Regions from separate parts of the Mus musculus genome. Here region 1 is linked to region 2. Evidence: chromatin loops called from intact Hi-C (ENCODE). Cell type or tissue: gastrocnemius. All regions are shown on one strand. Each heading gives the region's core, and the rest is flanking DNA. Links, peaks and the distances in the headings are about the cores only.

The links. Hi-C counts contacts between places; a loop is a spot of excess contacts. Peaks named below come from ENCODE experiments on the same cell type or tissue, not always from the same donor. Only the 100,000 strongest peaks of a DNase experiment are listed, where the experiment ranks them.
Region 1: a loop joins it to region 2, with 2.1 times the contacts of the local background. A loop is called at or near these places in 9 of 42 quality-filtered maps.

What each region holds. Positions count from the first base shown.
Region 1 is chr8:123,971,525-123,987,202 of GRCm38, reverse strand. Abcb10 (ATP-binding cassette, sub-family B (MDR/TAP), member 10) reads left to right here and starts at 4,081. Exons shown (of 13, transcript NM_019552.2): 1 at 4,081-4,801. The coding sequence starts at 4,390. In gastrocnemius, for the core only: no CTCF peak of the experiment used is centred there; DNase peaks (open chromatin) are centred at 5,364, 8,865 and 9,466; H3K4me3 peaks cover 478 bases; H3K27ac peaks cover 314 bases.
Region 2 is chr8:124,024,685-124,040,362 of GRCm38, reverse strand. Urb2 (URB2 ribosome biogenesis 2 homolog (S. cerevisiae)) reads right to left here. Exons shown (of 10, transcript NM_001368414.1): 3 at 15,131-15,307; 4 at 9,174-12,504; 5 at 5,175-5,335; 6 at 3,617-3,727; 7 at 1,960-2,202. Among named protein-coding and RNA genes, the nearest start is that of Mir1967, 9.9 kb to the right of the region's middle. In gastrocnemius, for the core only: a CTCF peak has its summit at 6,759 (motif pointing left); no DNase peak of the experiment used is centred there.

The sequences.
Region 1 (15,678 bases), core at 5,158-13,157, 55 kb after region 2:
GAATTCTGGGGGCTCTGCCCTACACTGGGTAAGGCATAGAACTTCTAGCTGACCTCAGGCCCTTATTTGCCTCTCTGTCATTTGGACTCCAGGATATGTGTACTTTAGGGCTGAGACTGGGACTCAGTGGTAGGACTTTTGCCCAGTATGAATGAGGCACTGGAGTCTAGCCCCAGCACACACATAGACACACACACACACACACAGATTTATGCGTTGATGTGTCAGAGTTTTTTAGTTTTTCATTTTCTCCATTTAAGTGTATTAGGATGATATATTAATGCATTTCCAAATATCCAGTCACTTATTCCATGATCAAATTATGCGTGTGTGTTGTGTGTGCACGTGAGTGTGGGTGCCCTCAAAGACTGGAGTTATCAGAGTCCCTGGAGCTGCAGTTGTAAGCAGTTGTGAGCTACCTGATGTGAATTCTGGAAACTTAAGAGCAGCAGGGTCTTTTTTTTTTTTTTTTTTTTTTTTTTTTTTGACAGCGTTTCACCACGTGACTCTGGCTAAACTCATTATGTAGACCAGGATGACCTTGAACTCACAGAGATCTACCCACCTCTGCCTCCCTGGTCCTAGGATTAAAGGGGTATGCTACCATACCCATCCAGGGTGCCATCTATCTAGCTCTGAATAATTAAAACAAAACAAAAGTACAAAAACACTGCACCTGAATATTGTAACCCTGTAGAAGTGGGTATGCTGTCTTACTGCTTTTCTTTATTGTTGTTTTGTTTTTGTTGTTACTTTCTGAGACATAGTCTCACTGTGTAGACCTAGCAGGCCTTGAACTTACAGAGCTTTGCCTGAGTACTAGGAGTGCTGAGATCCAAGGCCTGTGGCACCATGCCTGGCTTTTGTTTCTGTAGCCCAGGCTGGGCTGACATTCACAACAGTTCTCCAGCCTCAGCCTCCCAAGATCTGGAATTACAAGTGTGAGCTGCTGTGACCAGCTCATTCATGCATATATGTTTAGACATGGTCTTGCGATATAAGGCCACAGTTGTTTTCAAACTCATGTACTTGGGCAGTCCTTCCCGTTCTGCCTCTCAAGCAGTTGGGGTGACAGGTGTATGTTGTTTTTCGAGTAGGTCAGCTAGGTTTGGTATAATGATGTACCACAGACTCAGTTTCTTACCACAGAAGGCTGTTGTCTCAGAAGTCGGGCACAAAGCATCACAGGGGTAGTCTTTCCTGTCTCCTCACAGCTTTCTGTGACTTGCTGGCAGTCTGTTTCCCCTTGGCTTGCAGCTGCATAACCATCTCTGCTGTTACTGTCACAAGGTGAGGACAGGCAGGTTGACAACTAGTAAGCGCCACTCCTCCATGTTCTGGCTATCTTTATTTTTTTTCTACTCTTTTTGTTTTGTTTTGTTTTGTTTTGTTTTGTTTTTCGAGACAGGGTTTCTCTGTAACTCCTGGAACTCACTCTGTAGACCAGGCTGGCCTTAAACTCAGAAATCCACCTGTCTCTGCCTCCCAAGTGCTGGGATTAATCTGGCTATCTTTAAAGAGTTATTTATTTTGTGTATATAAGTACACTGTAGTTGTCTTCAAACACAACGGAAGAAGGAAATCTGATCCCATTACAGATAGTTGTGAGCCACCAAATGGTTGCTGGGAATTGAACTCGGGAAGAGCAGTCAGTGCTCTTAACAACTGAGCCATCTCTCCAGCCCCCAATCTGTCTCATCTTTTTTTTTTTTTTCCAAAGATTTATTTATTATATGTGAGTACACTGTAGCTGTCTTCAGACACTCCGGAAGAGTGGTGTTAGATCTTGTTACAGATGGTTGTGAGCCACCATGTGGTTGCTGGGATTTGAACTCAGTACCTTCAGAAGAGCAGTCGGTGCTCTTAACCACTGAGCCATCTCACCAACCCCCATCTGTCTCATCTTAAGTAAAACCGCATCTGCAATCCTCTGGCTCCTGACTGGGAGTTAGCACTTCAACAGAGCCATTTGAAGGGACCAAACTTCAACCCTTCTGAGGAATGGTGACAAAGCCAGCAATGCTACCTGTCGGCCTGAGACACTGCTGGGATAAGGCTTGAGCTGCGGCAGTTCAGAGAGCAGTCTCATTGTGTATGTTCAAGTCTAAGATTCCTATGTAGGGATAATTATTCTCAGGTTATTTCTCTGGTTTTTAATTTTTTTATCCGTTCAATAGTTTTTTCTTCATTATATCTTTATTTATTTATTTGTGTGTGTGTGTACTTGTGTGGGTGTGAGTATGCCTTAGCATAGGTCAAAGAGCAAGCTGTTGGAGTCAGTCTTCTCCTTGCTTGTGTGGGTTCTGGGGACCCACCTCAGGCTCAGCAGCACACACCTTCACTTACCAAGCCATTTCATAGGCCTTCATTTCGTTCTTTGTTTTTGAGATGGGGTCTTGTTGTGTCTTAGGTGGCCTACCGTTCTCTCTGTGGCCAGATTAGCTTTGAACTCATGGCAATCTTCCTGGTTCAGCCTCCAGGATGGCAGTACCTGTAATCCCCGAACCCGGAAGACTGAAGCAGGAGGATCACTCAAAACCCCCTTACCCAAAACAAAACAAAAAACAGAAAAACCCCAACAAACAGAAACCTGAGTTCAAATCCCAGCACCCACATGGTAGCTCACAATCATCTGTAATGAGATCTGATGCCTTCTTCTGAGGTGTCTGAAAACAGCTACAGTGTACTTACATATAATAAATGAATAAATCTAAAAAATAATAACAATAATTTTCAGAAAGTGGCTACTCTTGCCAGCCTGGAGGCCATTCCTTCCTTAACGATGCTCAGCTGGGGTCCAAGAGGAAGGAACAGGAAGTGCTCCTGGAGCTTGGGCAGGAACCTGGGTCCTGCTGAGTGTGGCTGGGGTGTAGTTCACACTGTGACTCCCTGGGGCTTATAATTCCTGCACTGATGGGAAGAAAACTCAAGTCTTCTTGGGCCTCAGGGCTGGATTTTAAAGGACATGCCTGCTTCCCACATCTCCAATTTGCTCAAGGCAGACTTAACCTCACTCACGGTGTTGTTCACCCCCTCCACCTCGTAACTTCACATGTAGGTGAGGCCCTTGTCTGAGTGTGGAAAACATACAACGATGCTGAGATCTCAGGAGCCAGACAAATATGAAAGATTCTTATGTTATTATTTTTACTGGGCTTTTTGAGACAGGTTTTTTTCCTATGTAACCCCTGGCTATCCTGGGACTCTCTATGAGACCAGGCTGGCCTAGAACTCAAATAGATCCACATTTACCTGCCTCTGCCTCGATTCAAGGAGTGCTCAATGTCTGGGCCAAACATGAGGAAAACAAAACAGAAAGCAGATAAACAAATTACAACCAGCTGCTAACTGCTTGGTTTCCTTTCTTTTCTCTCTCTCTCTCTCTCTCTCTCTTTCTCTCTCTCTCTCTCTCCCCCTCTCTCTCCTTTATCTGTGTGGACTCAGGGACCTGGTGCTCCTGAACTGAACATTGCACTACCCTCCCACTCCCTATTTTAATAAATGACTTTTCCAGGGTTGGAACTGGGGTATTATGCATTTGAAAAGTCTGATGTTTTGTCCCTTGATTCCCCCCCCCCATTCGTGTTGGGTTTTAGGAATATATTGAACTAAAATACTGGTGTTGAGGTTGTTTTGCAACCTCCCCCCCCTTTTTTTTTAAAGGCAGGGCTCACTATGTAGCCCAGGCTGTCCCGGAACTCACTCTATAGACTAGGCTGGCCTCGAACTCAGATCTGCCTGTCTCTACCTCTTATGTGCTGGGATTAAAAGCGTGTGCGGCTGAATTCGCTCTGGTCGAGTGAACTATCTAGGAGTCCACAAACTCTTCCCCCTTCCTCAACCTAGGCCTCCATAGGATACTCCCGGCCTGCCGTCCTTAAGACCACTGCTCTCGGGGTCACTTCTACTCTCCGGGCCTCTGCGGCACCTCCTGCATTGCACAGTTCTCCAAGATGTGGAGACTCCTTGGTCTGCCGACCGCACGAAGGCGAAGGCACCCAAAGGTCTCAAGCAAGAGACTCAGGTCGTAAGGGGCGACCTGAGTGCCGCGCATGCGCACTCCGCCAGTGACCGGCGAGAGAAAGGGCTCGGACGCTCCAGGTTCACAAGTCGTGGAGGGCGCAGGAGAGCGAAAAAGCTTCCGCGTGCGGCTGGCGGGCGCAGGCGCTGGCGACTGCCTGCCGGACAAGGCACTGCCGGGGAGCTAGCGGCTGGTCGCCGCCCAGGGGTGGACCCTACGCGGCGGAAGGCGCGGCCCGGGCGCTGGCCCGATGGGGCGGGAGGGGCGGGCCGCTGCTGCGTCCCCGCCCTGTGCTCGGGCCGGGCGGGGAGGGTCCCGGGGCGTGCGGCCCGGCCGGTTGGTGAGACTGTCCGGGCAGACGCAGCGCCATGCGCGCCCCTTCTGCTAGGGCGCTACTGCTGATTCCGCGTCGGGGCCCTGCCGTGCGAGCGTGGGCCCCGGCCGTCTCCTCTCGGATATGGCTGGCTTCTGAATGGACCCCGCTCGTACGCGCGTGGACCTCTCTGATCCACAAGCCGGGTTCGGGCCTCCGCTTTCCCGCGCCCCTATCCGGGCTGCCTGGCGGCGTGGGGCAGTGGGCCACCTCCTCGGGGGCCCGCAGGTGCTGGGTGCTGGCAGGACCCCGCGCCGCACATCCCCTGTTCGCCAGGCTCCAGGGTGCAGCTGCCACCGGTGTGCGAGACCTTGGGAACGACTCGCAGCGGCGTCCCGCGGCGACCGGGCGCTCAGAAGTATGGAAGCTCCTAGGGCTGGTGCGCCCCGAGCGCGGGAGACTGTCAGGTAAGAACCTGGGGGTACTAGTGGGCCAGTGGGCGGCCGGTGGGCCTCGGCCTGGCCTTGGCCTTGACAAGGGCGATCAAGTCTGCTGACACCTGTTGGAAAGCTATGGATGCTGGCTGGCACTCCCCATCTGAGCCTATTACTAGAATATTTGGTCCCTATCAGCTTGTCAGCATCTGCTTTGGGGCATTCTCTGAATAAGTTAGAGTTTCCTCCTTTAAGAAAAAAAAAAAACAGGAGTTTTGCCAAAATCATGTCTACTTTATAGTATACATTTATAATAATAGTAGTAATAATAATAACATCGCTAGGGTTACACAGTATCAAGCAACCACCAAAATTTCCCAGAATGAAGTGGATCACTGTGAGCTTTGTGCTGGCTGTCACCTCCCTAAGTGGTGACTTGGTCAGGACCAGGCACTGGCCACAGCATAAAAGAACTAGACAGTAACTCAGCCGGATAGACAAATGGCTTTTAAAGAGAAATCAGAATTGGCTGGGTCTAAGTGACAATATTCTGTAACTCCCACATGTCTGGCAGTCGGTGCAGGCAAGGCTGGTTGGAGCAGAGCCATCCTGAGAGCTAGAGCTCTAAATCTCCATTCCTTCTGTGAATATGAACTGTGCCCTCCTCCTGTGGGTTCGATTACCTTGGGAAGCTGACATGGAGTCCTGCTCCTGGGAATCCCTGCTTAGCAGGCAGCGAAGTGTTTGGATCAGAGATGAAATGGGATAGGCATGAGGGTTTTGCAAAAAGGAAAGACTTTGCCACACAGTTCTTGAAACAGGCAGGACTTCAAATAGGTTGTTGGGTCCCTTGCTGTACAAATTACTCTCTTTGGGGGCTATTGGGCATGGAGCAGGTTGCCTGTGGAGCAAGGGCACAGGGGACTGCCATCTACGAGAATCAGGAAGTTGTTGTGACCTTAGTAAAAGAAGACAGATTTTACAATGGTTGTGGATTTCAATGGAAAAAGTCATTGTCTTCTTTGCTATCCTGTAAGCTTTTTTTTTCCCCTCTGTATTTTCCTTAATCTCTTTAAATGAATTATTTACTTTCATCATATGAACATTTATTTTTGTTTTATATTATGTGCCTGCATGTATGTCTGTGTGAGGATGTCAGATCCCCTGGAACTGGAGTTATAGACAGTTGTGAGCTGCCATGTGAGAGTAGTAGGGATTGAACCCTGAACTCTGGGTCCTCTGGAAGAGCAACCACTGCTCTTAACCACTGGACCATCTCTTCAGCCCCCTCCTCTGTGTTTTATTGAGACAGGTGTCATGTAGCCCAGGCTAGCCTCAAATTCATTATGTAGCCGAGGATGTCCTTGAACTCCTGATCTTCTTGACCATCTCCCAAGTGCTGGAATTATAAGTGTGAGCCACCAAACCCAGGTTTAAAAGATGTCCATGGGAAGTGGGGGAGGGCACAGGGAGGAGCAGACAGTGTGCACGGAGGAGCCTGAGACTCTGGGCAATTGTGTGCAGGCTGTGAGGGGCTGAGGCAGGCACCTAGGCTTCTGCTTCTGAAACTTAAGATCTCAAAGTTGTGGAGAATCAGGCTTTGCTGATGCCACCTAGCCCTTCCCTGTCTGCCTGTACCTGTCATGTCTGTGACCTGCCATCTGGCCCCACTTGTCCTGCCCTGCCAGCATGCTGTGGAGTCTGCATTAAGTAAGTCAGAACAGGAACCGGCTTCCATCATCCGAGCTGTCAGTCTGCCTCACTGAACCATCAGATGTGTGGCCTGAGGGACAGACACACTGCCGCCGACAGTAAGGGTTTTGTTTCTGAGTCAGGGTCTTGCTCTATAGTCCAGGTAGGCCTCCAGCTTGAAATCTATGCCTCAACCTCCCAAGTGCTGGGAATTCTTAAGGCTTCCTAAGGAGGTAGTAAATATATTCTGTCTCCAGGAAAGCTGAAGAAGAGCTCTTAGATAGCTTATCTTTTCTTCAGAAGTCATGGCAAAGCTGGTCTGGATGTTGGCCCTGGTGGGAGTAAAAGGAAGTGGTGGGGCCGTTAATTTGTAATAGATCATGCTAAGGGTTGGCACATCTTTGAAATGCTGGGGAAACAGAACTGTTGCATAGGTTTTCGTCTGTCTGTCTGTCTGGTTTTTGAGACAGGAGATCACTTTATAGCTTAGACTGACCACAAACTCATAACATTATTCCCTTGTCAGAGCAGGAGCCACCATGCCTGTCATCATTTCTTTAAATATCCCCCCCCAAAGCAGCAGATCTCTCTCTCTCCCCTCTCTCTCTCTCTCTCTCTCCCTCCCTCCCTCCCTTCCCTCCCTCTCTCCCTCTCTCTCTCTGTCTCCCTCTCTCCCTCCCCCTCCCCATCTCCCTCTCCCTCTCTCTCCCTCTCCTCTTTCTCTTTCTGTTGGCATCAGGACCTTCCAAACATATGACATCACAGGCAACAGAGTGACCTACAGACCTGTTACCAAGACAACAGCTACTATATTCCCAGAATCCACTTGGCTTGCCTCACACCTTTACCTGTGTTATGTCATTTTCCATATAAATAAGGGGAATACCCCTCCCTCTCTCTTTCTCCTTTCTCTTTCTGCCACCACCTCTTTCTCTCTCTCTCTCTCTCTCTCTCTCTCTCTCTCTCTCTCTCTCTCTCTTTCTCTCTCTCTCTCTCCCCCCCCTCTCTTTCTGCCTTCACCTCCTTGTCTCACCCAATAAAACCTCTTCCACGTGAAACAGTCTTGGCCTAGTGTGCTGTTGAGACGGGACCGCCATTCTAGCATGACACTTTCCTTCTCCACCCTCATTTTTTTGAGACAGGGTTTCTCTGTGTAGCCTTGACTGTTTTGGAACTCACTCTGTAGACCAGGCTGGCTCCAAACTCTGCCTCCTGAGTGCTGGGACTAAAGGTGTGCCCCATCACTCCTGGCTTCGGATGTTAGTTTTCTAGTTTTAGAGAAAATACACTCCCAAGACTGGGGGTTGTGTTCAGTACTAATCCTACCTTCCCTCCACTTCAGCAGTTTGTTCCCCAGAAGACTTCAAAGTTATAGATCCAAAACTTGGAAAGCATGGCCTCCAATGGGAGATGTCTGCAGATGCTCGCCCAGAGCAGAAGTGGAGCGGTCACTCCTCTGGGCAGCCCACTCCTTCAGGATTTCAGCTATCTTGGTATCACTAAGTCTGCAGTGCTACCCAGAGCCTTTCAGCACTGAGTGCTACTCTTATCACTGTGGTTACCAGGAGCCTCAGAAGGTGCTGAGCCCAGGGCCATCAGGAACGTGCACGGAGCAGACGGGGGTGGGGTGGGGTGGGGGGAGCAGGAGGGGACAGGGGTGTACTTACTCAGGCTTCCTGTGTGTTTGGCAGATAGCAGGCCAGGGCTCGGCTCTCCCAGTGAGCAGCAGCCCCACGATGAGATGATAGCTGGAGAGCTGGGTCTCCTGGTTCACAGGGCGGGCTCCTAGCTATACTATCAGTGTACTCTGTTCCCTTCACAAGTGCAGATCCGCAGGATTCAGGTCATCTGCCCTCCTGTTTCCTGGTAAGGACTGATGATGCGCAATAATGACTGTTCTTAAAAGCTGGTGCCTGCCTGGAACTGGTCGAGCTCATGGCTGACCTTTGTACCTATGTCCTTGGAGGGGTCATAGTTAAGTACCTCGAGAAAGGGATGGGACGGCCTACAGAGACTGCTTCCTGATACCCAAATGAAGGTCTGAGGGGCAAGAGGCACAGCCTGTGATGTGGGGCGACTGCAGGGATTTGACGATCTCCTGAACCCACTTCCTGTTTGGCTTTAGTCTAGGCTCTCAGCCCCTATCTTCACTTCCTTCCCTCAGCTTAGAGTTGATCCCCCTCATCCCCCTGTGTCCTCTCCCCCATTCCCTGTCAGATCCACATCATCTCTGAAAACCTCTCCCAATCCCTGCAGATCCCAGCATGCTTGCAAACAGCTCTCGCCCTCCTGAGGAAGCGGCCGTTTTGTCTTTTTCCTTTCGGTCCCTGGTCTCTGAGATGGGACAGCTGAGTTACCTCTGGACTGAGCCAATGCACAGCCTGTTTTCTGAAATGACAGCGACCAGGCGCTGTGCCAGATGCCTTCTGGATCTGCTCTGCTCAAGGCAGCTCCGTGAGAAGGTTCTGTTGTTGTCGTCTGTTTATTGTAGGAAAATTTGAGGCACAGAGGAGATGAGTGACTCGTGTTGGGTCAGACATGTTGGTGGCAGAGCTGGGTTTTGGTCCTGTCTTCTCTTTAGAACCAGCTTTCCTGACCCTCCTCAGCCTTGGACATCCCAGGCCTGGTGCAGACCCGAGGCCATCTGCATTTACTGTTTCTGACCCCCCCTGACCCCTCTGACCGCCAGGACTAAGTCGTATAAGGACAGTGGGCATTGAGAATATCGGTCTGAAACCGCTGGGGCCTGTCAGGCTGACAGGTGCTACACTGTGCTGTGGAGGGAACGTGGAGAATTCCAGGTTACAGTGTGCAGAGTAAGGTCTAGGATTTGGGTGGAACCCGATGTCCCATAGCCCCGTATGGCAGAATCTTTTTTATTTACATTCAGATTGTAATACAAGGGGGTGACAACAGTAAAATAACCCAGAGATTGGGGTACAACTGCTCAGTTGGCAGAGTGGTTAGCCCGGCACACACAAAGCCCCGGGTCTGATCCTAGCACTGTGTAAAACCTGGCATGTTGGCACACAACTCTAATCCTGGCATTTGAGAGCAGGAGGTGGAGGCAGGAGAACTGCCATCCTTGGCTTCATAGTTAGTTTGAGGTTATCCTAGGCTATGTGAGGCTGTGTCTCAAAAATAAATAAGCAAATTGGGACCGAGGAGAAGAGACAGTGGTTAAGGGTGTGCATTGCCCTCCAGAGGACCAGAGTTCAATTCCCATGTCAGGTAGCTCACAACCACTTAAACTCCAGCTCTGAGGGAATCTGATACCTCTGAAAACACCCACACACTCATGTATACACTAGATTAAAAATAAATGAATTGGCTGGGCAGTGGCAACGCATAACTTTAATGCCAGCACTCTGGAGGTAGAGGCAGATGCATCTCTGAGTTTGATAGAGTGAGTTCTAAAACAGCCAGAGTTTTAAAGAGCTCCTACTCCAAAACAAAACAAAACAACAAAATAAAAGTCTTAGTGTTTATTGATGTACAGAGATACCATTTAGTTTGGGCTGGTGTACAGTTCAGAGGGTTAGCCCAGAAGCATCGCAGCCTGCAGTTAGATAGGTGCTGGAGAAGGAGCTGAGAATTCTACCTCTGGGTCCTCAGGCAGCAGGGGGTGACAGTGACACACTGGCCAGGCTTGAGCTTCTAAGACCCCCAAGCCTGCCCCTAGTGACACACTTCATCCAACAAAGCCACCCCAACTCTAACAAGGCCACACCCACTCTAATAAGGTCACACCCACTCTAACAAGGCCACACCTCCTAATAGTGCTACTCTCTACAGGGCTATGGAAGCCCTTTTCTTTCTTTTTTTTTTTTTAAAAGATTTATTTATTGATTATTTGTAAGTACACTGTAGCTGTCTTCAGACACACCTGAAGAGCGAGTCAGATCTTGTTACGGATGGTTGTGAGCCACCATGTGGTTGTTGGGATTTGAACTCTGGACCTTCAGAAGAGCAGTCGGGTACTCTTACCCACTGAGCCATCTCACCAGCCCTGGAAGCCCTTTTTTATTCAAACCACTACAATAAATAAGTAAAAATCAATCAATCGCTGGGCGTGGTGGCGCACTCCTTTAATCCCAGCACTCAGGAGGCAGAGGCAGGCGGATTTCTGAGTTCGATCGAGGCCAGCCTGGTCTACAAAGTGAGTTCCAGGACAGCCAGGGCTATACAGAGAAACCCTGTCTCAAAAAAAAAAAAAACCCAAACAAACAAACAAAAAAATCAATCAATCAATCGATCAGTCAGGTCCAGAGATATGGCTTAGCCCTGGTTGCTCTTGCAGAGGACCTGGGTTTGGTTCCTGGCATCCATGTGTGGCTCACAAATACTCATAACCCTTTATCTAGGAGATCCAACATGCACACGCACATGCTAAACATACGTGCATGCAGGCAAAACTTCCATACATGTAAACTAAAATAAATCTTAAAATGTTGAAGATTGGTTCTAATGCTTTGAATTAATCTGGCCCCCAAAATCGGGAATCCGTGTGTCCAAATGCTAAAGGTCCTTGTCCCCAATTAGTTTTTGATCGATCAATAAAGAGCTAACAGTCAGTGTCTGGGCAGATAGACTGAGGTGGGACATTTGGTTCTTCGAGGCCTAGGAATGGAAGGAAGGAGGGAGTCACCATGACTCCCGGGAGAAGGATGGGACATAAGCGCTGCAGGAGAGAAAGCCAACCAGCCATGTAAGAATCCAGGTAAGGGGCCAATGGCCACTTCCCCACTGGGGCTGGGGTAGCAGGGGAAGGTTTAGGAGTACTCAGCCTTCAGGGAAGTCACGGCTTGTCAAAAATTAACTGGCACACTCGTGTGTGTGTGTGTGTGTGTGTGTGTGTGTGTGTGCACGCGTGTCTTTCATTTTTGAATCCAGATTGCCCCTGGGTGGGTGTACACATGCGACCTGTCGGGAGCCAAATTTGTTTTTAAATAATAGAATAAATTAGTAAGTACATGAACTATACTTGGATGAGTTTAGATTTAGTCAAATAGCCTCCTTTTTTCCCCCCATACCGTATCTCACTGTGTAACCATGGCTGGCCTGGAACTGGCTGGGTAGACCAGGCTGGCCTTGAACTTGGAATTCCAGGTGTGCTTCACCACAGCAGGGTCCCCCTCTTCTTTGTATGAGTATCATTACAGTGTTAGAACTCAGTTGGAACCGGGGTTACGGAGTTCAACGTACAGATTCTTCATGTGATTTAGAAAACTAGAGAAGTCTGGCATAATAGTTCACACCTATAACCCCAGCACTCGGGAGGCAGAGGCAGGAAGATCACTGCAAGTTTGAGGCCAGCCTGGTCTACATAGTGTGCTCCAGGAATGCCTGTAATCCTTTGCCTTAGTTCGGGTTATATAGCTGTGGAGACTATGACCAACGCAACTCTCATAAAGGCAAACATTTAATTGGGGCTGGCTTACAGGAGCAGAGGTTCAGTCCATTACCATCATGGCGGGAAGCATGGCAGTGTGCAGGCAGACGTGGTGCTGGAGGAACCAAGAGTTCTACATCTTGATCTGAAAGCAACCAGAGAAAGACTCTCTTATTCAGGCAGCCTCAAGGAAGCTCTCTTCTACACTGGGCAGAACTTGGGCACTAGGAGACCTCAAAACCCACCCACACAGTGACACACTTCTTCCAACAAGGCCACACCTCCCCCACAGTGCCACTTCCCAGGGGCCAAGCATATTCAAATCACCACATCCCAGCACTCGGGTGACAGAAGCAGTAAAGCCACCGGAAGTTCCATCTGTGTGCAGTCTATATATATGTAGCGTTCTAGGCTAGCCAGAGTTGTATAGCAAGACCATGTCTCAAGAAAGAAGAAAAAAAGAAAAAGAAAAAAGAAAAAAAGAAAGGGAAAGGAAAGGAAAGGAAACTAGAGGAGAGCCTGGCCTTTGGGAAGGTTCTTCCTTGTGGTCAGTCACCAGCTGAGTTATGTGAGACCAGTGTCAAGCCACTCTCCCTGCCCTGTCACTGTCCCATGGGAGCATGCAGCATTACTCTGAAAGGGAATGGTTTCTGTCCTGGTTCACACTATCCAGTTAGAGTGAGAGTACGGGTTGTGTTGTTTTGTCTTAAGATATGTAGCTAAGGATGGCCTCAAACTCCACAAATAGCAGAAGCTCTTGGCACTCCTCTGCCTACCTCCTGAGTGTCTGGTGGGACTGGGTACACAGGTGTGACAACGCACCCAGTTTATGATTATGGAGTTTTTCTATTTTTCTTTGATTTTTAAAAAAGATTTATTTATTATTATATGTAAGTACACTGTAGATACTCCGGAAGGGGGCATCAGATCTTGTTACAGATGGTTGTGAGCGACCATGTGGTTGCTGGGATTTGAACTCAGGACCTTTAGGAAGAGCAGTTGGTACTCTTAACCACTAAGCCATCTCTCCAGCCCAAATTATTATTGTTGTTGTTGTTGTTGTTTTTTGAGACAGGGTTTCTCTGTGTAGCCTTGGCTGTCCTGGAACTCACTCTATAGACCAGGCTGGCCTCCAACTCAGAAATCTGCCTGCCTCTGCCTCCCAAGTGCTGGGATTAAAGGCGTGTGCAACCACGCCCGGCTCAATTTTTTTTTTTTTTTTTTTTTAAAGATTTATTTATTTATTATATGTAAGTACACTGTAGCTGTCTTCAGACACTCCAGAAGAGGGAGTCAGATCTTCTTACAGATGGTTGTGAGCCACCATGTGGTTGCTGGGATTTGAACTCCAGACCTTCGGAAGAGCAGTCGGGTGCTCTTACCCACTGAGCCATCTCACCAGCCCCCTCAATTTTTTTTTTAACTTAAAATTTTTCAAGTTTTTTTTTTTTTTGCATGTATGTACCTGTGCCTGGTTCTTGCAGAGGTCAGGAGAGGGCATTGGATCCTCTGGAACTGGCGTCATGGATGGTTGTGAGCCATCCCTGAGTTTTGACAACTGGCATGTGAGCTCCCTGAATGCCTGGGTCTGACCTTCCCTGTTGAGCTGACAAAGGACTTTGCTCTGGTCAGGCACTTGGCCACTCCCTTGCTAAAGTCCAATACTCTTTCTGTCTCTCAGCAAGTATTGACTGAGCTCCTGCTGTGTGACACAGGTGAGGGCCCTGGGGCTACAGCAGGTGGCAAAACAGATGTCAACAGTGAGCCAGCAGCACACTTAGAATGCCAGGACAGAAAGAAGGAGATATATGGAGGGCAGGAAGCAGGGTCAGGCCTCTCTGAAGAGTGGGTCCCACCCCCATGCTCTCTCCCCTTGCTCTGTTGGCTCAGTGGTCCAGCCTTATCACTCAGCCAAGGAGACAGAAGCCTCATCATCTGCAAAGGGGCCCAGGGAACTCTTCCTGGATTCTCAGGCAGTCCTGCCACAAATCAGCAAGGCTCCTAAGAGATTTGTTATCCAAACCAGGGAAACCCAGAGGAGGCAGACTTGCCCTGCACCTATCACAGCACCCACGTAAAAGGAGCCTGGGAGCCTGGGCTACTGAACCTATCACTCTTCCAGAAATGTTCTGAATTCCTGTAAACTCTGAGGAAGGAGCAAAGAAGGAACCACTCTGCAGATGCTAATATTGTTATCTAGAACTTGTTCTTTAACCAGCTGTTTGTCTTGTCTTTGTCTGTCTGTCTGTCTGCCTGTCTGTTGTCTTTCTCTGCTTTAGCAGTACTGGGGATTAAACCTAGGATTTCATGCATGCCCGGCAAGTGCTCTACCACTTAGGGACAACCATAGCCCTCTTTATATTGAGACCGTGTCTCATTAAGTTGCCTAGACTGGACTTGAACTCACTCCGTAGCTGAGGTTAGACTTGAACTTGTGATCCTCCTGGATAGCATCAGCCCTGTGTCACCAGGCCCAGATCCCACAGTACATCTTGCTCAATTGTTCTAGGTTGGTAACCAAAGAGTGACTTCGTTCCTTAAACTGGTAGCTTACTATTTATAAATTCTTTTTAGTAGGTTCGACTTAACTGATTTATGTGGGTGTTTAAGGTATGGATTCTTTTGCGGATATAAGCAATGCTCTAATCCCACATCCTTGGCTTTGGATTCCCACAATATGGAAGTTTAATTCTCGGGAGTCCGTTACTAGTCACTCGAGACCTCATCTGTTGCTGGTGTGAACTTGCTCCTTCACCAGGGCAGTGTGAGCTCCCACCGGTGTGAGAGCCTCCTTCCCGAGGCTTCACCATCATCACCAGTAGAAAAAAATTGGTCGTGTATGACTTCATGTTCCTTAAAAGTATAAGTGTAGCCGAGCGTGGTGGTGCACACCTTTAATCCCAGCACTCGGGAGGCAGAGGCAGGCGGATTTCTGAGTTCGAAGCCAGCCTGGTCTACAGAGTGAGTTCCAGGACAGCCAGGGCTATACAGAGAAACCCTGTCTCGAAAAAACAAAAAAACAAAAAAAGTATAAGTGTGGGACTGGAGAGGTGGCTCAGTGGTTAAGAGCACTGACTGCTCTTCCAGAGGTCCTGAGTTCAATTCCCAGCAACCACATTAGTGGCTCACAACCATCTGTAATGGGATCCAAAGCCCTCTTTTGATGTGTTTGAAGACAGCTACAATGTACTCAAATACATAAAATAAATTAATGGCTTAAAAAAAAAGGCATAGGTGTGGTTGTCTGTGGTGTGTGTTCTTTCTAACTGGACTTTGCTTAGAATGATTTGTTGTTTGTTTTAGCCAACTAAGTAGCTAAGACTGGGGGGCTTGAAACTTGCTGTGTAGAATAGGCCGGCCTTGAACTCATAGATCTGCCTCTGTGCCCCAAGGGCTGGGATTACAGTCATCACCACACATGGCTGGAAGGCAAGCTTCTGCCTCCTTATCTGTTGTTTACTGACAAGGAGAATTGTTCTCCTGATAACTGTTACTTCATGCTTTATTCCCCAGAGCCATAATACTCAGAAGGGACACCCCCTGTGCAAGTGGGTCCCAGGAACTGCTCCCCAAAGTTTATGTATCGAGAGCTTTGAAATATTGAGCACAGTCAAGAGTGTTAAGCCCGGCACAGTGACATGCACTTACAATCCCAGCATTCAAGGAGCCGAGATAGTGTCGTGGGAAGTTTAAGACCAACCTGAGCTACATACTGAGTCTGAAGCCAAGCCTGGGCTACAGAGTTAGGCTTTGACACAAAAAAAGCTCCCCCTTCCTCACATATACACAAGATAACTTTCCCTGGATAGTCTGCCCTTCGAACGAA
Region 2 (15,678 bases), core at 3,457-11,456:
ACCTTGTTTTTGAGACAAGACCTTTTTGTTGTTCACTGTTGTGTTCTCCAGGCTAGCTGACCCTCAACCATCTAGGGATCTGCCTGTCTCCAACTCTCACCCTACCATTCGAACACTGGGATTACAGACACAGGCTACATGTCCAGCTTTACGTGGACTCTGGGGATCCGCACTGGGCCCCTCATGCTTACATCTCCCCAGCCCCAAACATGCTTTCTGTATACCTCACATCAGGAACACAACCACGGTGTCCAGGCAAACAGCAGTAAGCTCATGCAAATTTAGGTAGAACTAAGCAAAATTAAACCTGCAATTTCTAGTCAGACCGACTACATTTCAAGTGGCCATCATGTCTGAGGCCAATGAGTACCACACTGACAATGCAGACCTCACTGAATATTGACTGCACTGCACGGCACTGCTCGGAGCAACAGAGTAAAGCACAAGGAGAGAAACACTGTTGTTTGCTGATGGATTTGTGTTGCACTTATACAGTCAGTCACATAACAGCCTTAATAATTAGTCAAAATATTTCATGTCAAACAAAGGTAGTGAGGCAGGGCCAAAGGTTGACAGCTGGGAAAGTCTTTAGAATAGAATATTTCTCTTAAAAACCAGCATTGCTGGAAAGATAAGATCGTTCAGTGGGTAAAGGTGTTTGGCATGCATGCCTGGTGGCCTGAGTTCAATTGCCAGATGTGCTAGCTAGTTTAGTATCATCTCGATACAAGCTAGAGTCAATCAGAGAGGAGGGAGCCCCAGTTGAGGAAATGCCTCCACAAGATTCAGCTGCAACGAATTTTCCTAATTAGTGATCAAGCGGGGAGGACCCAGCCCACTGTGGGCAGGGCCATCCCTGGGCTGGTTCTGTAAGAAAGCAAGCTGAGCAAGCCATGGAAAGCAAGCCAGTAAGCAGCACCCACTCCATGGCCTCTGCATCAGCTCCTGCTCCAGGTTCTTGCCCAGCCTGAGTTCCTGTCCTGGCTTCCTTCAACAGTGGACTGTGATGTGGAACTGTAAGTCAAATAAACCCTTTTCTCCCCAACTTGCTTTTTGATCATGTTGTTTCATAGCAATAGTAATCCTAATTTGGACACTGGACCTCATACAAAAGGAACCGAGAGATTTATTCCACAAATTTGTCCTTTGACCTTCAAACGCACCTCATAGTATGTGTGCATACTGTCTCTTCTTAGACTATCAAAATACTTAGAAATATCTCAACATGTATGTGTACAGGCACATACATAGTATTTATGAATTCCTGCTGGCCACACGTATTAGTGGTAGTTCATGAAAAGAACCCTGATCAAAGGTATCAATAGGCTTAGCCCAACACTCAGATTCAACGAAGTGGCAATGGTCAAAACATTCAGCAAGCCTCGATATCCTTATCGCTAAAATAGGATTACCACGTTCTTTAGAGGCTTACTACGGAGTAAAGCAGCAAACGTTCACCAAATGCTAGCTGGCCATACTCTCTTCTATGAGATCTGTGTTCCTAGCCTCTGTATAACATAAACAGCAGCAGAGGAAACTCAAGACTTTCACTTCCTACCACTTGAATTATAAACCCAACATATCTAAGCAAGGTAGTGACTTGTTTAAATACAGCAGCAGCAGCAGCAGCAGCAGCCGGAGTCATGGGCCTCCTTTGTATATTACAGGACCCCACTCAAGAGGAACAAACGTGGTAAACAACAACTCAAGTGGCCTGAAGAGAAGGTCAAAGTATCAGAACTACTAGAAGCAAAATCTGTAACAGTGACGCTTTCTTTACTTTAGTTTTGTCAGTTTGCTTTTATTTTTAGTGGTAGTAGGAATAATGCAGGGACCTAATGCGCATGCACACAAGCCCACCCGCCTGCCTGCCCCACTGAGCAGCCCCCAGACTCTTGCTCCTCCAGCATCTGGTATTCCCAGCTCATGCAGGAGCAGCTGCACTCTTCTGCCTCTCACCTTGGAGTGGCACTGCAAGATGGAGAAGAGCACACTGTGCATCTTCAGGAAGACGCTGCCAAACTCCCGAGGCTGCAGGTGCTCCAGAGGGACTGTGAGCAGGATGTTGAAGGCCAGGCTGACATGGTGAGGGTTGCTAATGCTCTCCTCCCCTTTCCGGAGCAGAACGGCCAGAACTTCAAGAACAGGCTCAATCACTGCTAGGGCCACAGGCTGCTCCCGGCAGGCCTCTCGGTGTTGCAGCTACAAAGCAAGACAGACAAAGAAAAGCAAGTGAAGGTGATCTCCAAAGAATCACTAAATCTCTAACTCACTAAAGCTAATCACTCATCACTAATCACTAAAACTCTAGGTGACAAAGGCAGTCTGCCTGTGCTCTACAAGGAAGTGGTGTGGCCAATCAGCAATCCAAGTCTCCAAGGGCAACCTTCCATAGACCTAGCAGCGTCAGTCCTCACTCTTGGTTCGGTGTAACTACCATAGACAAGACGTTTCTTAAAGAGAACAGATACATCCAAGTTCTTACAAGGAAGCTGCATGTCAACCGCGTATAACAGCGTTTTCCCAAACATAATCAGTTTAGGTCTAGTTAATAAGATTTTCAGTTAGTGTCCTGGAAAATAAGAGAATAGACTCAAGATAAGGGACAACTGTCTTCGCTGTGTCACCTAGAGAGCATCTCTATGGTGCCCAGTTTGACAGTGAATATGGAAGGAGGCTTTTGGGTCCTGAATCTTACAAGTTCCATCATTCTGCAGGGACCATGGCTCTGCAGCCAGTCTGCCACGCACATTAGAGGCATCAAGTGGGTTCTCACCTAGTGTATCCCAGTGTAGTCAACACACACACTGTCACCATTAGGGCCACCCATCAGTATGCTCTATACTTTACTCAGTAACTTGCTTCTCCATTGTATTGGGGGGAAATGGCTCGCTTTAGCACAGGTCTTTGGTATTACAGATTCTTAGGGAAAAGACATAGGGGCAAATTAGAAAACAGAAGGGAACATGAAGTCTAGTTTTTAAGGCCTTTAAGCTCTGAAAATATGCTGATCTATAACAATTCTCTCAGATAGCAAAAGTTGCAATCTGGATGGTGATGATGGCAAGGATCTTTGAGCCAGGGTCAATGGAGGGTGCACACACTAAAACCAACCTCAATGGACCAGGCTCATGTAGTATAAAATGAAGCCAAGTCATTGCCAAATGAAAATTCAACACTTGGGTAGGATGCCACCATAACTGTCACAATATTACTACTCAAACTAAATAGTATTCCCCTTTACTGTATCACATGCCTTACACTCACGTGCCCATCCTGATACCAGTGTACTTAACTGACCACAGAACTTTGTGGGGGATCAGCCCCGGGGATCTCCTCCACCTGAGTCTATGGCCCGCAGTAGTCTCACCTTGTCCTTGCCATCAATCTCATCACTCCTGTCTGGATTCTCAGTGCCAGTCCCTCTCACTACTTCTTACCCAGGTTGCTACTGTCTAACAGTGTATACAAACAGAAAGCACAAATGGGTTACCTGTTCATGGCCACCTTCAAGAAAGACCCCAGAACCAGAGATGACAGAGCCCAAGACTCCGGCTGTCTTACAGAAGAGGAAATGACAGACGAGCTGGAGGGTACATCTCAAGCAGCCACTCACCATTAGAGCCGTGATGATCTGGGGACACGAACGCCACAGCAAACTTGCCTTTTCTCCGTTGAGTGGACATTTGAGTAGCAGTTTGAGTAGTCTAATGGCACACAAAACAACCTGAAACAAAAAAGGCAAAGTTTAGCACTGAAATAGCCAGTCCTCTGGGAAAACGCCACAGAGAGAGAGAGAGAGCGAGAGAGAGAGAGAGAGCGAGAGAGCGAGCCTTTCACTGGTACTGACTGGTACATGTTGTTGGGCTCAGGAACAGAGACAAGGCCTGGTCAGGTTGAGTTTTAGGAGCAAGGACTCTCTTTTACATTTGTGCACAGTCAGGAAGCAATGATGGGGAGCGTTTCACTAAACCAGTCACAAAGCAAAATTGGTCCAGGATACAAAGAATAGCCTAACCATAGACTCCATTTTGCCAAGATGCTGCTCACAGAGGACACTATTACTTCACTGATCAAGAACTACACAAGAACTAGGCAATGGTGGTGCACATATCTAACTAATCCCAGCACTCGGGTGGCAGAGGCAAGTGATCTCTTATTTCAGGGCCAACCTGGTCTACAGAGCGAGTACCAACCCATCCAAGGCTGTGTTATACAGAGAAACCCTGTCTCGAGCAATGCCTTAGTGGTTAAGAGTACTGGCTAGGCTTCCAGAGGAAGCTGGGTTTGATTTCCAGTACCCACTCTGTGGCTTACAACCATCTAACTCCAGTTCAAGGTATTTTATCTGATGGTCTCTGCAAGCACAAGACATGCACAAGGTGCACTGATATACACATGCAGGCAAAACACCCATACACATAAAGAAAAAAAATTAAAATTAAAAAACAAAACAAAACTACATAAGGAAAGGTTTAAAGGAGATACTTTGTGAGATGCTGTGGTGGCAGGCAATTCCTCTAAGCCAGAGGATAAGCAGGCAGGTATTGACTTTTACTTAGTGTTTCATCATGTCCTGCTTCTCAAGTGTTACAACGGCCTCTTTTCCCCCAAGACTGTGAAGTCACACAACCCCAGCCAGATCCTGATTTCTGCCCTGTGCACTCTTCCCTTGCCTTCTCTTGGCTGCACAAACCTGCAAATCTGACTGTTGCCAGTTTCCCGAATATCTACAAGATCTCTACCCATTGTGGCTCGGTGCCCTCTCCTTTCTCAAAATTGTACACCCTCTGCCTCAACAGACATACACTGCTATCCCATGCACACCCATTTATCCCGACAAATTCTTCAATCTTCAATACTCATTTCAAGTTTCCCTTGTCTATGAAGCCCTCTCTCATTATCTAGTTTAATATGCTTGGGGGTTATTTTTCTCCCCCCAAAAGAGAATTGCATTTGTAATTCTGAAGAAATTCTCCTTTGAAGAATAAGAACTCTTCAATGGAAGCTAGATGGTCCACAACTGGGCTCCTTCCGACAGGCTCCTGCTCTGCCTCCACTCTATCAGCCAAATTAGTTTAGTTTTAGAAGTGACACAAAATTTCAAACAATCTTTCCTTTCACCAAGAATAACTACCACTTCAGGCCTGTAACAAAAGAAAGAAGATATCCACCTGTAGATCTGACCTCCATGCCTGAGTGACGTCCAGCCCCTGAAGAATAGACTGCAGTACCATCCCAAAGTGCTCTGTTGTCCCAGCCTCAAACATCTGGGTGAGCAGGGCTCCCAAGTGAAGTTCAGTATCCTGAGTGACTGGAGCAGGTATGCATGGACCTGCAGGAAAAGAAGCCAACACTGTTACAATGTGACTGGTAAGGTGTAAACAGGTACTGGTGAGAGAATCAGAGAGGATGCTCACGTAGTACCCTTCTCTTACCCAGAGCTGTACCTATGTACAGTGCTTGCGCACTGAAAATGCCAATATGCTCGTTAGCTCTGGACCACAGCAAACATGACCATTATTCTTTATCTATCTTCCTCATACAATCATTAATGGTGCAGAAGCAGGATATTTTTAAATACTCAGATGTGGGGAGCCAAACCAACCCTTGGTTTCTCTGTGTAGTCCTGGCTGTCCTGGAACTCATTTTGTAGACCAGGCTGGCCTCGAACTCAGGAATCCACCTGTCTCTGCCTCCCAAGTGCTGGGATTAAAGGCGTGCGCCACCACGCCCGGCAACCCTTGACTTTCTTAAAGGTCCTGATACTTAAAGTTCTGTATCCTTGTCCAGGAGTGGACTTGGCCAGGCCAGTCTATAACTGGAGCCAGTGCCTCAAGAGTCAAAGCTGCAGCCAGCCTCTGGGGACCCAACTCTTTCTTCTGCCTGGGCTGTTACCAGATCTAAGACCACTGTGTCTGAGGTAGGCCATGCTCTCTTTGCCAACGCTGTCTAACTTGACTCTCTTCTAGATTTGGCCACCCACCCCCATTCTACAAATAGTATATACGATGCTGTACTTCTTAATAAACTTGCTTGGTGTAAGTCATTAGTTTATGCAAGACCTCTGGGTAAGAGAAGGGTACCACGTTACCACCTGAGCATCCTCTCTGACTCTCTCACCCTACTATTGCCTTTGTCTTTATTTCTCATTCCCAGTCTTCCCATTCAACACTTCAGTATTCAGGTATCCTGCTGGTTGGGGCCACCCAAGAATGTTGAAAAAGACAAGAGCCTTGACATTCCTGGGACTGTCTACCAGATCCCAAAGGTATTTTCTGGAACCCTCCAAGACCTTCTGGCCCACAACCCTACAATACCCCCTGTGTATCCTTCCATGTGTTTCAGACTGCCACACACCTTCTACATCTCAATCTGTTATTTACAATCAGGAGGACAGAGATCAGGGGCTCTGACTGATAAAAGTAAGGGTGAGAACTGACCCATCTCATCAGAGGTAGGGAAAGGGGATGCAGAAGTTCTGTTTAACAAATCGACAGCAACTACAGCTTCAGATGCCAGCTGCCATCCTAAGACACGGACCTAGAATGCTGTCACAAGCTTTAACAGAAATTCAGTGTTAGTTCCAGTATAGGGAAGCACCAATGCCTGAGTTATTAGACAAGAAAAGATCATTAGAGGGCTGGAGAGATGGCTCAGGGGATAAGAGCACTGACTGCTCTTCCGAAGGTCCTGACTTCAAATGCCAGAAAACCACACGGTGCCTCACAACCACCCGTAATGAGATCTGACGCCCTCTTCTGGTGAGGCTGAAGACAGCTACAGTGTACTTAAAAAAAAAAAAAAAAAGATTATCAGAGCCAGGGTTTTTTTCAGGTGATCCACTCTTGAATCCTGACAGAAAGGTCACTGACAGGAAGACAACGGCAACTCTATTCCTCTATTCAGTCCACACACCCAGATCTGGCAGCAGCCCAGGCAGACCTGGTGGCTTCACTTCCTAAAAGTCCCACCTTGTTGTTGTAGCTTCTCTATGGGAACCAACTGAGCACATTCTCTACTCAGCACTCAAAAGACAACCTAACTCCTACCCTAGCCCTTCAGCAACCCCCAAAACTAAAAGGAAAGCCTCTGCTGCCTGTGATAGATAAAGGCTGCTCACTAGACACAAGACATCAGACCTATTCATTTTTTTTAGGCTTTAGAGAGTAACCATTTTATACTTACACACAAATATACACACACATATACATACACATGTGGGTAGTAGAGGAAGGTAGTTATAAATACCAATTAAGGCCACGTAACCAATTGCAGAAACGAGGATTATAAAGTAATATGAATGCCCACTGTAAATTTACTAATGCGTTTACGATTGTACGAGGGATAGTTATATCATGTTAGGCGTATTTACAACCTTGTTATTGTTTCATGTGAACATGAGATATTATTTGTGTCAAGTTGACAAGGGGTGGATTGTAGTGGCTATTCCTGGTTGTCAACTTGACAATATTTGGAATGAACTACAATCCGGAATTGGAAGGCTCACCAGTGACCCTTATCTGGAGGCTTGGAGATCCTTATCTGGATCTTGGTTTGAAGATCTTGAGCCATAGTGGCTATGGATTCCAGAAGATTGAATCTCCAAGTTTAAGGAACACACCTTTAATCTGGGCTACACCTTCTGCTGGAGACAATATAAGGACATTGGAAGAAGGGAGTCTAGCTCTTGCTCTTGCTCCTTCGCCTGCTTGCTGCGTGAGACTGAGTAACTGCTAGATCCTTGGATTTTATTTATGTTTGGATTTTGAGAAAAGGTCTCATTATGTATTTTTGGCTTGGAAACTGCTATGCAGACCATGCTAGCTTCAAATTTATAGAATTCCTCCTACCTCTGCCCCTGTAGTACTGGGGTTAAAGGCATGTGCCACCATGTCCTGCCAAAAAGAATTATTTTGTACTGTGTTTGTTTAACATTAATACTTTAGATGTTTCTAAATAATCTTTGTAACTATTTGAATGGCTACAGTTGTCAGGTGTCAGTTTTATGCAGGAAGACATCTCTTTCACTAGTCTGTATCTGAGGCCTTAGTTGGCCTCAAAGGATGACACCTCATTAACATAGACGACACCAAGTCAGTCTGTTTAACTACACACACACATATGTTATTGATCAAAATGAATTTGGGTGCTGAGGAAAGCAGAGCTTCCATAATTTTCCAAGTTAATCTATATCACTATAGACCTGAAACAGGAGTTTTCCCTAGATGAGATGATCTATATGAGTCATCTGTGGCTAGAGCAAATTAAAAGCCAAAAACAAATACTCAAAACCATGAATGGGAGTTGACAAGATGGCTCAATGGTTATGGTCACATAATGTTCAGACAGAAGACCCAAATTTAAGTTTCCAGCATCCATGTTGAGCAGCTTACAACGTTGTAACTCTAGCTCCAGAGAATCAGCAAACCTCTTTTAGACTCTACAGGTACCTGTAACTCACATGTGCACAGACTCATATACAAACCTACACACACACACACATACACACACACACATAATTAAAGAGAAAAATCTGGGTGTGGAATTCAAGATGAGCTAAGTCTGCATAATGAGTTCCAGGCTAGCTATGACAAAGACCCTGCTTCAAACAAACAAAGCATGAAAGTGCACAAAATAATCCCTAAAATATGACAGGACACAGGGATGGGAAAGCTGGAAAGGTGACTGCTTACATGCGACAATATAGAAAGAGCAAATGCATGCCTTGGTTGTGGACAAGCTTTCTCACGTGGTTCCTTCTGAAGCTGTGAGGTATCACCCTGTTCAGAGGGGAAGCCCAGCCCAGCCAGCGGTGCGGGTACACACAGGTAGCATGTGCTGAAGAGGTAGAGGCATTATGAATTACAAGATATGAATGAAGCATGGTAACTTGGCCATGGAGTCCCACTGACTTAAGCCTCTGCAGCACAGAATCAGCTCAGAAAGAAACACTTTATCAGGACTAATGAGATGCCTCAGTGGTTAAAAACAATGGCTGTAAGTCCAGAAGACCCTGGTTTGATTCCCAGCACCCACATGGCAGCTTACAACCATCAGTTACTTCAGTGCCAGGAGATCTGACACCAGCCTGTGGCTTGAGGGTATACAGACATACATGCAAACAAAATATCCATACACACAAATTTTAAAAACCAAAAAACCCACCTTACCTGTAAGAACTTTCTGCACAGAATAAAAGACGGAAGCAAAAACAGAGGTCTCCTTGGAATGGAGCTCTGGGGCCAAAAGGAACAAGGTTAGAAATTGCAATGCTGCCTGGAAAGACTGAGCATTCCCCGACAGGGCTGGCAACTCCTCCAGCAACTGCGTGTAGACATCCTGGTAAAGTGTCCCATGAGAAAGCAGTGTTTTGTCTGTATCCACCACTTGAGCAATTTTGGGCTGTCCGTCCCTGAGGTGCTGGCTCATGTCTACTTCTAAAAGTGTGGGGACAGCAGCGAGGAGTACTGAAGGCAGGCGGCGGCGGCCTGTAGTCCCGGACACTAGGCAAAGCTTCAGCATGGTGCCCATCTGCATCATGGCCTGCTGTAGCAATTCAGCTAGCTCTGCTGGGGCCTCCAGTAGCTGCCTCCGCTCCTTAACACAAGGCCCCAAACTCTGACACAACTTGGTTAGAGCCACCAGAAGCAGTTGCCTGCTCCGAAGGTTCGGGATTTTCCCCTCTTTGCAGGAAGCTTCCTTCCTGTACCTTGAGAGAAAGGCAGTGATTTTCCCGAAGTTGAGCACCAAGCTCAGCTTGACTTGGGTAAGCATCTGCATCAGCTGCTCTAAGAACACCCCTGACACCTGAAGAAGCTGCAGCCAAGCAGGGTCATCCTCCCTAACCTGAAACTCGGCACTGGCTTGCAACAGTGAGGTCAGCACAACCTCAAAGATGTCACTAACGTACATAACCCTGAATACAGTGCGGCCATTCTTTCCTCTCTGCAGACTACTGAGGAGCCGGTAGCACTTCACCAAGAACTGGAGGGCTAGTGGGCAAGAGCAATGCCCTAATGTGGAGACAGCCATGGAGAATAGCAGGAAAAACATATGCACGTGGTAAGATGGCGAGAGGCTGTCCAGGCGAAGGGCAGAGATGACTTCTAAGAGCTCCAGGAGGCCTTTTAGCTGTTCTTCATCCAGCTTGATTGGAAAACCACTCTTGACCATGGATAGAAAATTCTGGGCAATTTCTCCTCTTGGTTCTACACCTTCAGGTCCAACTTTTGCCAATCTGGTTTCCCAGTGAGCCACGATTGTGTGGTCGTCCTTTCCAGAAAGCCAGGGGAGCTGCTGACTAACAAGACTCAGGTCACTATGAGCTCCAGAGCACAGAGTGCTGGAACATTCTGCAATGATACACGTCAGGAAGGCAGAGTAGAGGGACTGCATCTCTGGAAAGAGAGGGCTGTGAAGGAGGGCTGTGGATATTTTCTCAAGTGTGACATGTGGCTCACCATGTGCCAAGCTTCCCTGGGCTTTACTTGCTGGTAAAGTTCTTAACAAGACAGTGGCCACATATCTCACATCATTCAAACAAAGGTAGGGTATTAAAACTGTGAGGTTTGATACAATCAAGTGCCAGTGTGCTACAGGATATATGGACTCATTCATTGTCGACACCTGCCTATCCCAGGCAGCTGCTGTCTTCTGACTTAAACAGTCTCTGCTAGAATCAAGAATGTGAGCAGTGTCAAACCTCAAGGTTTGAAGGGCTTCTTTGGATTGTGAATTACTCCGCATTAAAGTCCTTTTCACCTTCTGAAGATACAGCTGTTCTAAGCAGTACCTACTGAGAGACCTGGACTGGCCTACACACTCTTCCACCTTCTTCCAAAACTCCATTTCTACACCTGGTAGCAACAAAGGGAGGTTTGAACTATCCAGAGCAGCTCTGGCTAGGGAGATCCCCAGAGAATAATACTGGCTGCAGTGCAAACTGATGGTAGCGTCCACCTGAGCCCAGGTGTAAGAGAGTAAGAGTGCAGAGTCACACACCTTCTGCTGCCACAGCTCAGGCTCTGGACTCCAGAGGTCCAGGAGAAGGCCCAAAAGGGGCCCCACAAGCTCTCTCAGCATCCTCTCCATTATGCACTGTGTCCGTCTTATGATGGGCAGAGGCATGTTATTGTCCAGACTCTGCATGTTGAACATGATGCAGTGCAGCAGAGAGCTCAGTGACATTGCCTTTAAAGCCATGTCAGTATCACTCTGCAAACAGGGCATAACTAAAGACTGGAACTTATCTAGCACAAGGGACCATGAATCCAGGATCTGACTCAGTGGCAGCTCCAAAAGACATGCACTGAGAGCCACAGAGAGGCCTGAGGCAAGCAAAGGCTGCCGCAGTGCCTCAGCAGCTGGGCGGCAGATCACCCCCAAAACCTCCTCAAACAACCGTGGCACCTGTCGGAGTTTGGCGTACGTCTGGAAGACAGTGTTGATAAGTACCTCCTGGGCCTTTTTGGCTCGAAATTCTGTTACTTCCGCATCAATCCAAGCCGAAGACAACAGGTCATCCAGGTCTGGCTCTAAAATCAAATGATTCAGAGAGATCAAAATCTTGAGGCAGCGAAACCAAGCTGGCACAGATGCTTGTGAATGGTTGATCAGCACCTCAGCCACACGGCGGTAGAAGTGAAACTGTGTCTCTGCATGCCGAATCCTGTCAGTAGCCACATTGTAGATGTTACTGGTGGCCACTGAGTTTAACAGTTGCTCTATAGCCAGAAGCTCTGTAGTCCAATCTGATAGGGACAGGGCTTCTATCTGCCCCTCCTGCAGGTGTGAAATCTGCAAGCAGCCAAACAACCTGGGGAGAACCTGAAAACAGAGAAACTGGCTTTCTTCCTGAAGGTATGCTTCCAGAAAGAGTCTAAACAACAAGGGCACTGAGCTGGCCACAACCAAAGCATGGAGGTCTGATCTGACATAGCCAGGCTCTACCAGTCTTGCAATCACAGCTTCCATTGGAGTGAGAAGACCCTTCAGGACCCCCATCCTCACACTCTCTTGGTGCTGCTCCAAGAGCTCCTCTTTGTAGGATGAAAGTAAATCGTGTCGAAAAACACCAGCTCGAAGAACAGCGTCAATCTTGCTCCTGATATCTCTGCTCAGTACCTGCCATAGCTGACCCTGACTAGCTTGGGTCCACGTGCCCCCCAAAAGCAAGTGTCTCAGGACTAGGCAGGGCTGAAAGAGGTGTCCAGTCATATCTCCAAAGACACGCTTAGGGTTGGCTTGTTGTTGCTGAAGTCTGAGGTAATGGTCAAGAGCCAGATGAATGACCTCAAACAGCTTGGCTGTCGTGGCTCCTTCTGGCTGTCTGCAGGCCGACCAGCAGAGCTGGCTCAGCAAAGCCACAATGAGCTCTGGTTTGGCTGTATAGATGACAGCAAGGGCAGGTGCTGAGAGGATGCCCTGGCAGCAACTCAGGACGGCACAGATATTCCTCTGGCATCCTGAACGTGAGAACTCTTCTATTCTCTCATTTATGATCTGAATATCAAGAAAGAAAAAAGCTCATGATCACCTGAACCCACACCTACTCAGAAAGCATGAAAGAATCATCTCTCTGCCACATTTTAATGAGGAATACCCAGATTTTTCTACTTCTAACATCAACTTGACACACCCATCTCCTGTCAATATCAACCCTTTAGCCAGTAATTTTTTTCTTCTTCTTTTTATTTATTTCTCCCATAAAGTACATTTCAACTACAGCCTCCCCCCTCTACTCCTCCTCCCAGTTCCTGCCCCATCTCCACCTCCCCTTCCCCCTAGATCCACAGTTCCTCCCTTTCCCTTCAGAAAAGAGCAGGTCTCCCAGGGATAGCAACCGAACATTACATAACAAGATGTAATAAGGCTAGGCACAAACCCTCACATCAAGGCTGGATGTGGCAACCCAGTAAGAAGAAAGGTATAGACCCTAAATCTTTATCTAGGTGTCATCAGGTAGCACTTGAGTTATGACCCTGTGGATGGATGGATATATATATATATATAAAATAGTCAGATTTTTCCTATTAAGACCAAAGCAGGGCTAGAGATGTAACTCCTCCACTGGTAGAGTGCTTACCTAACAAGTATGAAGCTCTATGTTCAACCCCCAGCACTAGATAAACTGAGTGTGGTCGTGCATGCCTGTAATCTCAGTACTCAAGACGCAGAGATGATCAGGAGTTCAAGGCCATTCCTCAATTAACCAGCTAATTCAGTGCCAGCCTATGATAGATGAGTACCTGCCTTTTTTATCATATATTTCAAACACTGCTTTCAGCTTTCAAAATTTCAAATTTAGACACTAAAGCAGGCAGATCCCAAAAATTACTGTTAAGCCAGTGACTTGCTCCCAGACTAACAAAAATCTTAGAATCAAAACTGTTTGAGAAACCAGGCATGGTGGCACACTCCTTTAATCCCAGCACACGGGAGGCAGAGGCAGGCAGATTTCTGAGTTCAAGGCCAGCCTGGTCTACATAGTGAGTTCCAGGACAGCCAGGGCTACACAGAGAAACCCTGTCTCAAAAAAACAAAAAAACAAACAAAAAACTGTTTGAGGTGCTAACCTATTAGCAACTGCACAAAACAATCATTATTTCCATTCAAGTTAAGTACTGGATTATTGTTTTTTAAAACTGCAGCAAATGTGCTGAATCCTTAGGTGTCAACATATCACCAGTAGCTTCCAGATATCTTATTATAAAGATCATCAATAAAAAATCTTTTTCATACTTAGACCCTAAAGCATAACTTGTATTCAAATTAAGTATGTGTCTTTAACAATATTTTATATAGCTATAAACATACATTTATTTTAAAGTTTTTAAGTATTTTTTAAATACAGAGATACTTGATCTTCTAGCCTTGCCTGAAGAACCACTCAGAATGACCCATTATTTAAAAGTATCACAATAGGAGCTGGAGAGGTGGCTCAGTGGTTAAGAGCACCGACTGCACTTCTGAAGGTCCTGAGTTCAATTCCCAGCAACCACATGGTGGCTCACAACCATCTGCAATGAGATCTGACGCCCTCTTCTGGTGCATCTGAAGACAGCTACAGTGTACTTAGAATAATAATTTTTTTTTTTAAAGTATCACAATAAAGGGTGTGGTCTTAAGAATTACTGGCACCTTAGCTGCTTCTTTGTTCCCTGTTCTGTTCCATTCTATTCTGTGAGGCTCTGGCTGAACAGCTTAGTCACTAGGCACATCTAGGTTCAAATCCCAACACTGCCACTTACTATTCATGTGATGAACAGCTATATCCTTATGCCCTTTGAGCCTGTCATGAGTACTAAATGCTCATTAGTACTGGATTTTAATGGTAATACCTATTATCATGGTATCCGGAAATACTATTTTGACAGAGAAATACAGACTTTTTTGATTTTAGTCACAAATTCTTGAGATAATTCCTGCCCATTTTGATCTTTGATCTCCCTCCAGAAAATTACAAGTGTCTGTGTGTATGCGTGTGTCAGTGTAGTTAAAATCTGCTAGCTACCTTTTCCAGTTAAACAGTAATCAAACTGGCTCTGATGATACACATCTATATTCCCAGCACATGGGTATACAAAGAGGAACATGAGTTGAGAACAGACAGTAATAAAAACTAGTTCAGAGCTGGAGAGATGGCCAGGTGGTTAAGAGCACCGAATGCTCTACTAGAGGTCCTGAGTTCAATTTCCAGCAACCACATGGTGGCTCACAACCATCTGTACTGGGATCTGATGCCCTCTTCTGGTGTGTCTGGAGACAGCTACAATGTACTCATATAAATAAAAATAAATAAATCTTTTTTTAAAAAAAGAAAAAAACTAATTCATACACCAGGCACGGTAGCCCATGCTTATAATCCCAGGTGGCAGAGGCATGCAGATCTCTGAGTTCAAAGCCAGCCTGGTCTATGTAGAAAGTTCCTGGACATCCAGGGTTACATAGAGATACCCTGTTTTAAAAAAAAAAAAAAATTGGGGGGTGGGGGGGATACTATTACAACTTCCTTCTTTTCCCTGCAATTTCCCACATATTCACATAATTTTCTAAAACTTGGCAGTAACAAGAAACGAACCAAGACGCACATAGCACAGGTCAACAGAAGAGACCGTGACTCACTTACCTTGACAAGGGAGAGCTGGAGATTTACAGTCTTCCCATCCTTAAGGAGGTTCTGCAATTTCTTACTATGTAGAATGTTATCTACATAGATCCAGAGCCTTTCAACAATATCTTCCTGCAGTTCAAGCTTTTTCTTATAAAATGCAACCAATGACTGCCTTGCCCAATCAAGTAAAACCTGGATTTATAGAAAGCATTTATAGAAAACATATTCTGTAAATGAAGTTCTTACATGAAAGATTTTCACCCAATCATGACCAAATTCTACTGCATGAAAAACAAAAACGATTTCCTGTTAAAAGTGTATCTGCAGTATCAGTTACCACTGAGGTTGAAGCACTCACTGCAGGAGCAGCACTTCAGTCTACAAGTTCAAGATGAGACTGAGCAACACAGCAAGATCCTATCTGAAACCGATAGGCTGAATATGATTACACACGCTATTAATATCACTACTTGGAAGCTGAGGCCAAAAGGTCTCAATTCAATGGCAGCATGACAGGTATAGTGAAAGTATTTTTTTTAATCCTCACTTGTGTTAACATTATA